2 separate regions of the Homo sapiens genome follow, and region 1 is linked to region 2. A link is a contact called in ENCODE Hi-C data. All regions are on one chromosome and are shown on one strand. The core of a region is the stretch at or near the end of the contact, and the rest is flanking DNA. Distances in the headings are between cores, read along the strand shown.

Region 1 (4,500 bases), core at 978-3,477, 100 kb before region 2:
GAAATGATCTGTTAAAAATTGTTTATTTTGTTCCCTTCTAGTGTAAGATTGAGTCAATACAGTGTCATTTTTTTCTGTAGAAAGCTGAGTAGTTACAATACTGTTGGAGGCCGACTAGTTAAGACACTGTTGGAGTACGACCAGTTAATGCACCATTGGAAGCTGACCAGTTCGGCCACTGTTGGAGGCTGACAAGTTAGGGCATTTGTTAGAGGTTGACTAGTTAGGATATTGCTGGAGTCTGACCAGTTAGCACACTATTGGAGGCTAACCAGTTAGGGCATTGTTGGAGGCTGACTAGTTAGGGCACATGAGTAAAGGAAGGTGGGAGGCAAGGCACCCAATTCTGACCAGTTAGCACACTATTGGAGGCTGACTAGTTAGGGCACATGAGTAAAGGAAGGTGGGAGGCAAAGCACCCAATTATCCTACCCTTGCCAGGAAATACAAGATTCCATTTTAAATCTTATGTCAGTCATTTAGTCAGAATTGCACACACACACACAGTATAATACATGGAAGGAATATCAATAACTCGTAATTTGAAATCTCAACCCATAGGACAATCACTGTTTTCTATTCAAATATTTTGTAAAATGTCAAAACATCCTTTGCTTCTCTGTAAATGTAAACTGTGTTAGTTATATTCAAACAGTTAATATGATTACCCATCTTTTAAAACCTAGTTCCTTAGAGGTGATTAACAAGTTCAACAATTACAATCAAACCAATGAATATTTGAAAATAAATTTCAGGAATTTGTATGATTCCAGGGCATGTCTAAAGCACAGAGATATTCTGGGTTGAATTAAGGAACACTTCTATTGAGGCTTACTTTAATATAAGAAATGAATGTGAAGCATAACAAATTGAAGCTCACAATTTAATTCAAGTCCTTCCAGTAGCTCAACAAAACAATTTAAATATTTTCAAAGGTCTGCAAAACCTTTAGGATAGTAAAGACATACAATGAGATGACTCGAATAGGGGACAAGGGAACAAGAGATCACATCACACTGGGCAAAGCAGGTAGTTCTTCCAAAAATACAACATGCTGAGTACACAGTGTGAATTGTCAGTGAAGAGTTTAAGAGACACAAATAGAGCAGAGTTACTTCTAAAGTAATAAAAATATGGAAATACTTTGACAACAAGCCTGACATTCATGCATTCAAAAAACATTTAAAGAGGATACAAAGTAAAATAAATATATCATCTCATCCTTGTCCTGGAACTCATGTAAAAATTCCACAAACCAGAGTGACTCAGAACAATAAAAAATATTTCCATGGACAAAATGGTCTTAATGTTGTAGTAAATACATTCAGTGACCTCTTTTAACAGCAGAATAGGTTTTCCTATGTAATAGGAAGTGGAATTGTTGCTACAGCATAAAATAAGGAGCAAACACAATATTTACCATGACTTGTTGGGCTACTATGAACCCAGGAAAACACAACTGTTTCCTTTTGACATCTCTGCTTCTTTGTCCATGGAAAATTCACTGAGCTTAGGGAGAGATCATGAGAACAGATATACAGTTACTTTTTGTTTCTATTACTAATGCTACTGCTTCTATTATAACTTAACATTTCAAAGATTAGGAGGAGTTGAGCAATAACATAAATTTTGGTTTGAAAAGTTTGTATGTAACTATGCAACATTTCAACTCAGGAACTGTATTCAATTCTTAAAAGTTAGAGGAGAATAGAAGTAGGGAGTCTACTATATACCAGTTTCAGAAACATTACATCTCTTTAAATGTCCTATGTCTTTGAAAATTAAAAAGTTTTAGAGGATAAAATGTTTGTGCTTTTCTTTTCTTTTCAAGTTAAAACAGCTGCACTGACATTAAAAAAACTAGCTCTTGTGCAGGGGCAGTACTTAAAAAAATTCAATCACATCTATACAAACAGTCATCAGGATAGGTCCATACCACACATGTTGATGATACTACATTACTTTCAGAGTTAAGCACATGGACAAGATTTTTAAAAAATTGTAAATATCAAGTAAACAGTTTTGAGAACTGCAGGGCCATATGGCATCAAATCGGCAATGCTAAACTGAGGGAGATTTCTGGAGAAGAAATGAGAGGCTGAACTCGGCAGGCTGTCCATTGGGAACCACACACTCTTGGCATTGAGGTTCCGTTGAAGCAGACAAACTCAGCTGCAAACAGGCCTGACACATGGGTCCATAGCAAGCCAGCTATTCAGGCAGTTAGAACACTAAATATAACTATAGAAGTGGGAGTTTTTGCAGGAAAAGATCCAAACCATGAGCCTTTAAGAAACTGCCCATTCTGTGGTTACATGGCCATGGTTAATGTTGACTTTATTAACTTCCAAGAGGAAAAAAAATGACCAAATAACACACCCACCTTTCATTGAGACAGTAACCCTGCAGTGTGGAACTTAGCATTACTCAGAGAAACCATCAGGACAAACAGTATTAATTCCAACGGCTGAGCTGAATGGGTCATTTTAGCCCACAAAATTAGAAATAAAAAGGGAAAATTAGAAAAACAACCTACTTAATTTAAGCCTTAGAGTATAAAGTATATACAGTAATTTTCATTCTTTACTCAAAAGATTTACAAGACCTTTCTTCCCTCCCTTTTCATGCTACATGCACTTTGCATTTCATTTTAAAACAATGTTATACTTGCATTTTTTGCCCCATTTTTCTCCTCATACTATTTATCACAGCATAGATTTCTTCTCTGGTCACAGCTGCTGCAGATCACCTCTGCTGCTTCCAGTTCTGCTACTTATTAGCCAGTGTCCTCAGGTTATTTAGTATTCTGAGCCTCAGTTTTCTCACCTTTAAAGTGGGTATTTATTCATTATAGTATCAACTTTTTAGGCTCCTTCTGGTCATTAAATACATACAAGTCACACAGTATTTGCTGAATAAATATTGTATTTTTTATGAATAACAGCTTGTGTATACACAGTGACAGATACTTGTACTATAAAATTAGTGCACAAGAAAACAACTGTTGTTTTTTCTTATATTTGGACATGTTTCTTGTGTTTTATCCCTCCATGACAGATCCCATCTGCTTTCCTGTGAATTAAAATTATAGATTTTTTTTTTGCAAAGCCAGTATACAGTTAGAGAACATACATTGAGGATACATTTAAATTTAAATTTAGATAATCCAAATCTGATTTCCTTCCAGCTCCTGGAAGCTGTCAAGACATGTGGCAAATTTCTTGTGTAACCTCTGCTTTGAAATAGCCCTTGGAAAGTACTACATAAGGTGGGAAGTGGGCCTGTCTGGTAAGATGTTCCACAGGACTCAAAAGAGCATCAGCTAAGATGATATGGAATGATCATGGTCACTGAGAATATTACCACTCTAAGGGACCCAATCAGTCTAAAGAATTCTTTCTCTTTCTCAATGCCTGGTCTCCTTCCTTACCCTTCCCTTTTCTACTCTCTTCTTTCCTTCTTTTACGGCTCTCATTTCCATCCTATCATGTTTTCATGATTATCCTGTCTTCTCTTTTCACTCCCTTTAGACCTTCATGGTGAGTGGCAAGAACCAGGGATTAGAATAAAGTCTTTATCACTTATTAGCAATGTGACTTGGATAAATTCACCTCTCTGAGTCTCAGTTTCTTGACCTGCAAATGGGAATAGTGCTTTCTCTCTAACAGGGATTATGTGAGTAACAAATAAGATAATACATGTAAAACACCTAGCTCAGTGCCTGGCATATTGTGCTCAAAACTAGTAGTTGATGATATTATTATTTTGCCCTAAATTAACTCAGTCCTTTGTTTGGATTTTGGCTACCTTTCAAAAACAAGTAAAAGATAAAAAATACAATTTTCTGTATTAAATAAAACATCTTTTAAGTTCAGTTTTCCTTTTGTTCTTGCAAAATCTCCCTCAAACCTAAAATACTAAAAGAACTCCCAAAAAACCCAAAACTCTCCCTAATATAAAACAAAACAAAAATAAAGCCTTATATAGTTTTACTAGGAAGCTATATTCATAATAACTTGTTATAGCACTGTTAGTTTAATACTCTTTATTTCAGGGCAATATTTTCCAGTTGACCCTTTCCAAAATTGACTTTTGCTGTTTATTTTCAGTAATGCCCCTTTTGAATGTTTCACATCTTCGTTCTAAATGTTGTGAATGTGCTTGTGGGGCCTGGTGAACAGTTCTGAGCTATGGCTCCTTAAAGAATATGCACCAATCTGTTAGCCAAGCTGCTTTCCTTCAGCTGTTTCTGCTGCTAGATACTATGAAATAAATGTGGCCCTCAAAGTTGGCCTGTCTGTGGCTGACATGTCTCAGTCAACCACAGTTCTGCCATGTGCTAGAAGCTGTGCTATCACCAATGTCACCACTATGTTTTCAATGCCTGCTTAAGTTGTCCTGGTTTCTTTGTAACTCATCACATTACAGGAGCTTTAAAATTATAGAATCATTCTACCCCTACACTTGTCTAGCTCCAGAGAGTTGAACAGTAGCAACATA
Region 2 (4,467 bases), core at 1,852-4,351:
GAAATGCACATCATAAATCTGGTATGGTGTATGGCAAGTGGCAAGTACCCAATAAATATTAGCTAATAATAGTGATAACAGTAAGCTGAGAACTTAAGACAGATAAAAGGGAAGAGAGGAAAGAGGAAGAGTACCCGGACAAAATAAAAGCAATAGTCTGGTGAGCTTCAGTGAAAGAACCTCGCTCGATCCATGGATCAGGGGATGCTTGGGGTGGGATCAGAGGTGAAGCTGAAGCTGGAAAGGCAAGCACAGCCCAGCTCAATGGGTTTATCTAAGCTCAGTGGGGGCCCCTTGAGAATTTTAGTCAGAGAAGGGACAGGATCAGATCTGAGTTTTTAAAAGACCAGCTTGGCTACAGTGTGGGAATGGAATGGAAAATTGACAAGACTAGAGGCAGAGATCAGTGACAATAATTTTAAAATAATTCCTTGGCTACTGTGGATTTTCACAGTTGGGAATGCAGACATCACATGAAAAAAATATACAGCAATCCATAGAGGGTCTTGAAGTAACTATCTTCTTGTATTAGCATTTCATTCATCATTCATTCATTCATCCACTCACTCAACAAGCATTAACACCTACCAAGGCGGTGAGCTGGTGCCGTGAGAGATTTCTACAAGCATTGCCCTACATGACTCTGCCCTCCAGAAGCATCCCATCCAACACTGACTGCCCATATTCCTCTCCCTGCCTGGGAGGCCTGTTACCCTGGTGACCCAGATCATGTGCAATGCAAAGGCAGGCACCAGCAGGAGACCCAAACCCAGAGGCAGTATCACATAGTAGAGAGATGTCACTAACTACATCAGTGTATAGCTGACTTCTTATTAACGGAGTAAATCTTCCCTGATCCATAGTTAAGTGAATAATAATAGTCAACATTCATCAAATGTCCTGTCCTGTGAATTTCAGGTAGATTAATACATCTATTACAACAACTTTGTGAAACAGGTATTATTATGTCCACTGTATAGATGCGAAAACTGAGGCAAGAGACACTCCCTAAAGGTCACAGAATTAGAAAGTGGTAGAGCTGAGATTCAGTCTAATGTTTTTATCCACTACACCATGTGACTTCTGGCAGTGGGCCACCAGGCTGATATCAGAATTAAACCAATTTAAAATGTATGCTTCAAAATCTAGGCAGGGGAAAAAGATCACTGCTCACTTAGGTATCAGGGAGGCCAAAGCTTGGAAGCTTTTATTATAGGAATAAAATGAAATGGGTGAATAAATATGGTGACAGTCTCTTGAGAAGAAATTGGACTACTCTCATCAAAAGAGTGCCATTTTGAAAGGGTTTTGAAATCGATTTTGCTCTTTTAAGTTCAAACCATAGCTCTGCCATTTGGCCTAGAACGCATTAGAAAGTATTCAAATGGGATTACATTCCTTATCAGTTTAAAAGAGTGGGACATCTCACAGACTCAAAGATGGAGAGGTGTGGCAAAGACATCAAAGGGCTAGCAGAGATCTGTTACTCTTTTGGTTTTCTGTTAATGGAGGGTGAAATAAAAGCTGATTATCTCGATGAGAAATTAGTAGAATATGCTTATTTTCTCAGACCATGTGGCATTCCATCAACCAAGTAGTGGAGCAGGTGAGGAATAAGCATATTTTATCATAAGCTCTATGAGGCATTTCCAATGTGAAGTGAATACAGACAAAATAGAAAAAAAATTCTTAAATCTCCAGAAATGAAAGAAACCACTAGCTTCTTGCAATGCCACTGGATGCCAATAGCAACGGAGTCTTGAGCCTGGGCTCTTAACTGGCAATGAGAAGAATCCCAGGCCAGATGGCATTTTAAAATCCAATCTCACTCTATTTGTCTCTCCCCACTAACCTACATTGCACTTAAAGCAATCAGCCATTTCACAAGCTGCAGTATTTCAAAGTAGTTACAACCCTTGAGAACAGAAAAACTCTCTTAATTGCTGTGAGTTTAAAAATATAGAGAATAAAAATTATGGAATTTGTGAAACAACCATCTCTAATTAAACACGCTCGCTAGCACACACACCCAACACCGCACAGAGTACAGCTTTTCAAACCTAGCCCATTCATGCACACATTTAGCACAGCTCACCAACAAAACACTTTTCCTTCCATTCATTCACTTACTAGTCCCGTTCTTTGGGACTCACTCGCCACCACTGAAAACTAACTTGAGAAGCCCCAGGTCTGTGGGCACCGACACCCCGTTAATTCATCCAGCTTGTCCTGCTCCGAGCGCCAGGCAGGACTTGGGGGCTTCGGTGTCACGACTGGCGCTGCCCCCTGGAGGGACGCCCAGCCTCCACCCGCCCTACCGGAGCGGCACCCCTCGCGGCCCTCGCTCCCTGGGAAACACTCAGAGTTGCACTGTCGTCGCTGCCGTTTAATTTTCACAAATAAAAATGCCCGTGAGACGGAATCCCCCGCCCACCCACCTGCCCGAGACCGTACAACCACATTGAATCGGATCCTCCAGAAGGCTGCCGGCAGCCGGGAGGTGTGAACAATGAACTTCTCTCTGACTCTCTGACACACACACACACACACACACTCGCCCCCCGACGGGAAGTTGTGAACTACTAGCCCGAGGGCCAATGGCGCGACTCCCCAGGCAACACGGCGGCCGGCGGCGGGGGAGGGCCTGGCGCGCGCCCCGGCCGCGCCCCTCGAGTCGGCAGTTACCTCCTTCCTCCGGCTCGGCGCCCCGGGTCGGGTGATGAGGGCCGTCTCCTCGCACACCACGGCCACGTCCTCCACGAAGACGCAGTCCGGAAGGCTCTCGTCGGCCGGCAGCTCCACCACCTGCAGCCCCAGCTTGCTGCCCAGCACGCCCACGTAGAGCTGGTGCTGCCGTTCCGCGCGGGCGACGTCCACCTCCTCGCCCTTGGCGCTTCTCAGCGCGTGCTGGCCGAGCGACTCGGGTAGCGCCCGCACCACGGCGTGGGTGGCCCGGCCGAAGGCGGCGGGGTGGCCGAGCCCGGCCATGGCTTCGGGAGGCTTAGGGGCGGCGGCGGCGGCGGAGGCGGCCGGGTCCTGCCGCGGGCAGCGCGCGCTGAGCCTGCGAGCGCCCGTCGGCTCCTCTTGGCAGCCGCTGAATGTGGTGCAGAAGGAGCCCAGCTCGCGCCCGGAGCCCTGCCCGCGCGACTGAGCATGCCCAGAGCTCCGGGCGCCGGCCCGCGCGCATCCCGCGCGCCCACTCCGGCGCTCGCGGGTCTCGCGCCAGCCCAGGCGGGAGTTGTAGCGGCGAGCGCCGGGCGAGGAGTGGGGCCAGGAGAGGCGGCCGGGGAAGCAGCGAGGGCAAGAAGTATGCGGAGGCGGGGGACCTCGGCGAAAAGCCACCGCTACCCGGACCTGGCGGTACCTGTGTTCTGTCGCAGGTGCACACCTCCCATCGTCCCCAGCGCGGACTTGGAGAGCCGGCCTCGGTCTGGACAGAGCAGCTGGAGGGCTTCCTGGTCTTTACCTGAACAGTTTAAACCTTGCGTGCTTACAAAGTCTAGCCCACTTTTGAAGAGCTATAATGGTTTACAGATTCTTCATGTTGAGCTTAAATCCCACGGGTCCCAGTTCTGTTTTCTGGCCTTACCTAAAGTACAAGTTTTTCTTGTTTTGTGTGTGTTCGCGTGTGTGTGTGTTTTCACAAAACAGCATTTGCATATCTGAAAACAGTTCTAATTATCTATGCTGCCTAACACCATCCTCTACCCCCCACCCTAAACCCCCTCCAGTCCTGGAGCCCAAACCACTGAAAAGTAACTAGTGATTTGGTTTCCAAGTCCCTTCAACATTCTGGTCAGCTTCCTTTTGATACACACCAATTTGCTTGTATCCTTTTAAAATCATAGTATCCGGAAAATAAACAATTCTTCCTGTGTGGTCTGACCAGCACAGACTACAGCAGCACCCTTGTTCCAGATGCTGGGCCTCTATGAACACTGCCTAAGCCTGTATTCACTTTTTTGGTGGTCTAGGGCCAAGGCCCAGGCTACAGCCTTCTTGCCAGAACTCTGATCCCAGCTTTTAGGAAACTCTGGATTTCTAGGAGCAGGTCTCTCTGAGCATCCTAGAATGGTTGCCCCAACTGAGCCCAGAGATGTGATCTGCCTTCTCTCCCCTCCCACAAGGGTGGTGTGAATTTATAAATGAGCTTCAAAATTCTCAGCTTCACATTTGAGGAGTTTTTTTTGTTTTTTGTTGTTGTTTTGTTTTGACGGAGTTTCACTCTTGTTGCCCAGGCTGGAGTGCAGTGGCACGATCTCGGCTTACTTCAACTGCTGCCTCCCCAGTTCAAGCAATTCTCCTGCCTCAGCCTCCTGAGTAGCTGGGACTACAGGTGCACGCCACCACTCGCGGCTAATTTGTATTTTTAGCAGAGACAGGGTTTCACCATGTTGGCTAGGCTGGTCTCGAACTCCTGACCTCAGGTGATCCACCCGCCTCCACCTCCCAAAGTGCTGGGATTAC

The links. Hi-C counts contacts between places; a loop is a spot of excess contacts on that map. Pooled maps may share reads with other maps.
Region 1: a map of IMR-90 shows a loop between it and region 2 (2.2-fold over the local background). The contact joins the enhancer-like site here to the promoter of DDAH1 in region 2. A Hi-C loop is called at or near these places in 4 of 168 maps with a recorded cell type or tissue (IMR-90, ascending aorta, heart right ventricle and 1 more) and 3 of 50 pooled maps.

Annotation. Positions count from the first base shown.
Region 1 is chr1:85,359,029-85,363,528 of GRCh38, forward strand. The region is part of intron 1 of DDAH1 (dimethylarginine dimethylaminohydrolase 1); the gene reads right to left. Among named protein-coding and RNA genes, the nearest start is that of BCL10, 85 kb to the left of the region's middle. Within about 2 kb of position 2,228, at least 5 of the 41 ENCODE cell types and tissues checked have a DNase peak (open chromatin) inside an H3K27ac peak, as active enhancers do; they include IMR-90 and heart right ventricle, where a contact is called at or near this core.
Region 2 is chr1:85,462,058-85,466,524 of GRCh38, forward strand. It overlaps DDAH1 (dimethylarginine dimethylaminohydrolase 1), which reads right to left and starts at 3,102. Exons shown (of 6, transcript NM_012137.4): 1 at 2,686-3,102. The coding sequence starts at 2,988. RefSeq lists silencers at 2,511-2,710, 2,951-3,360.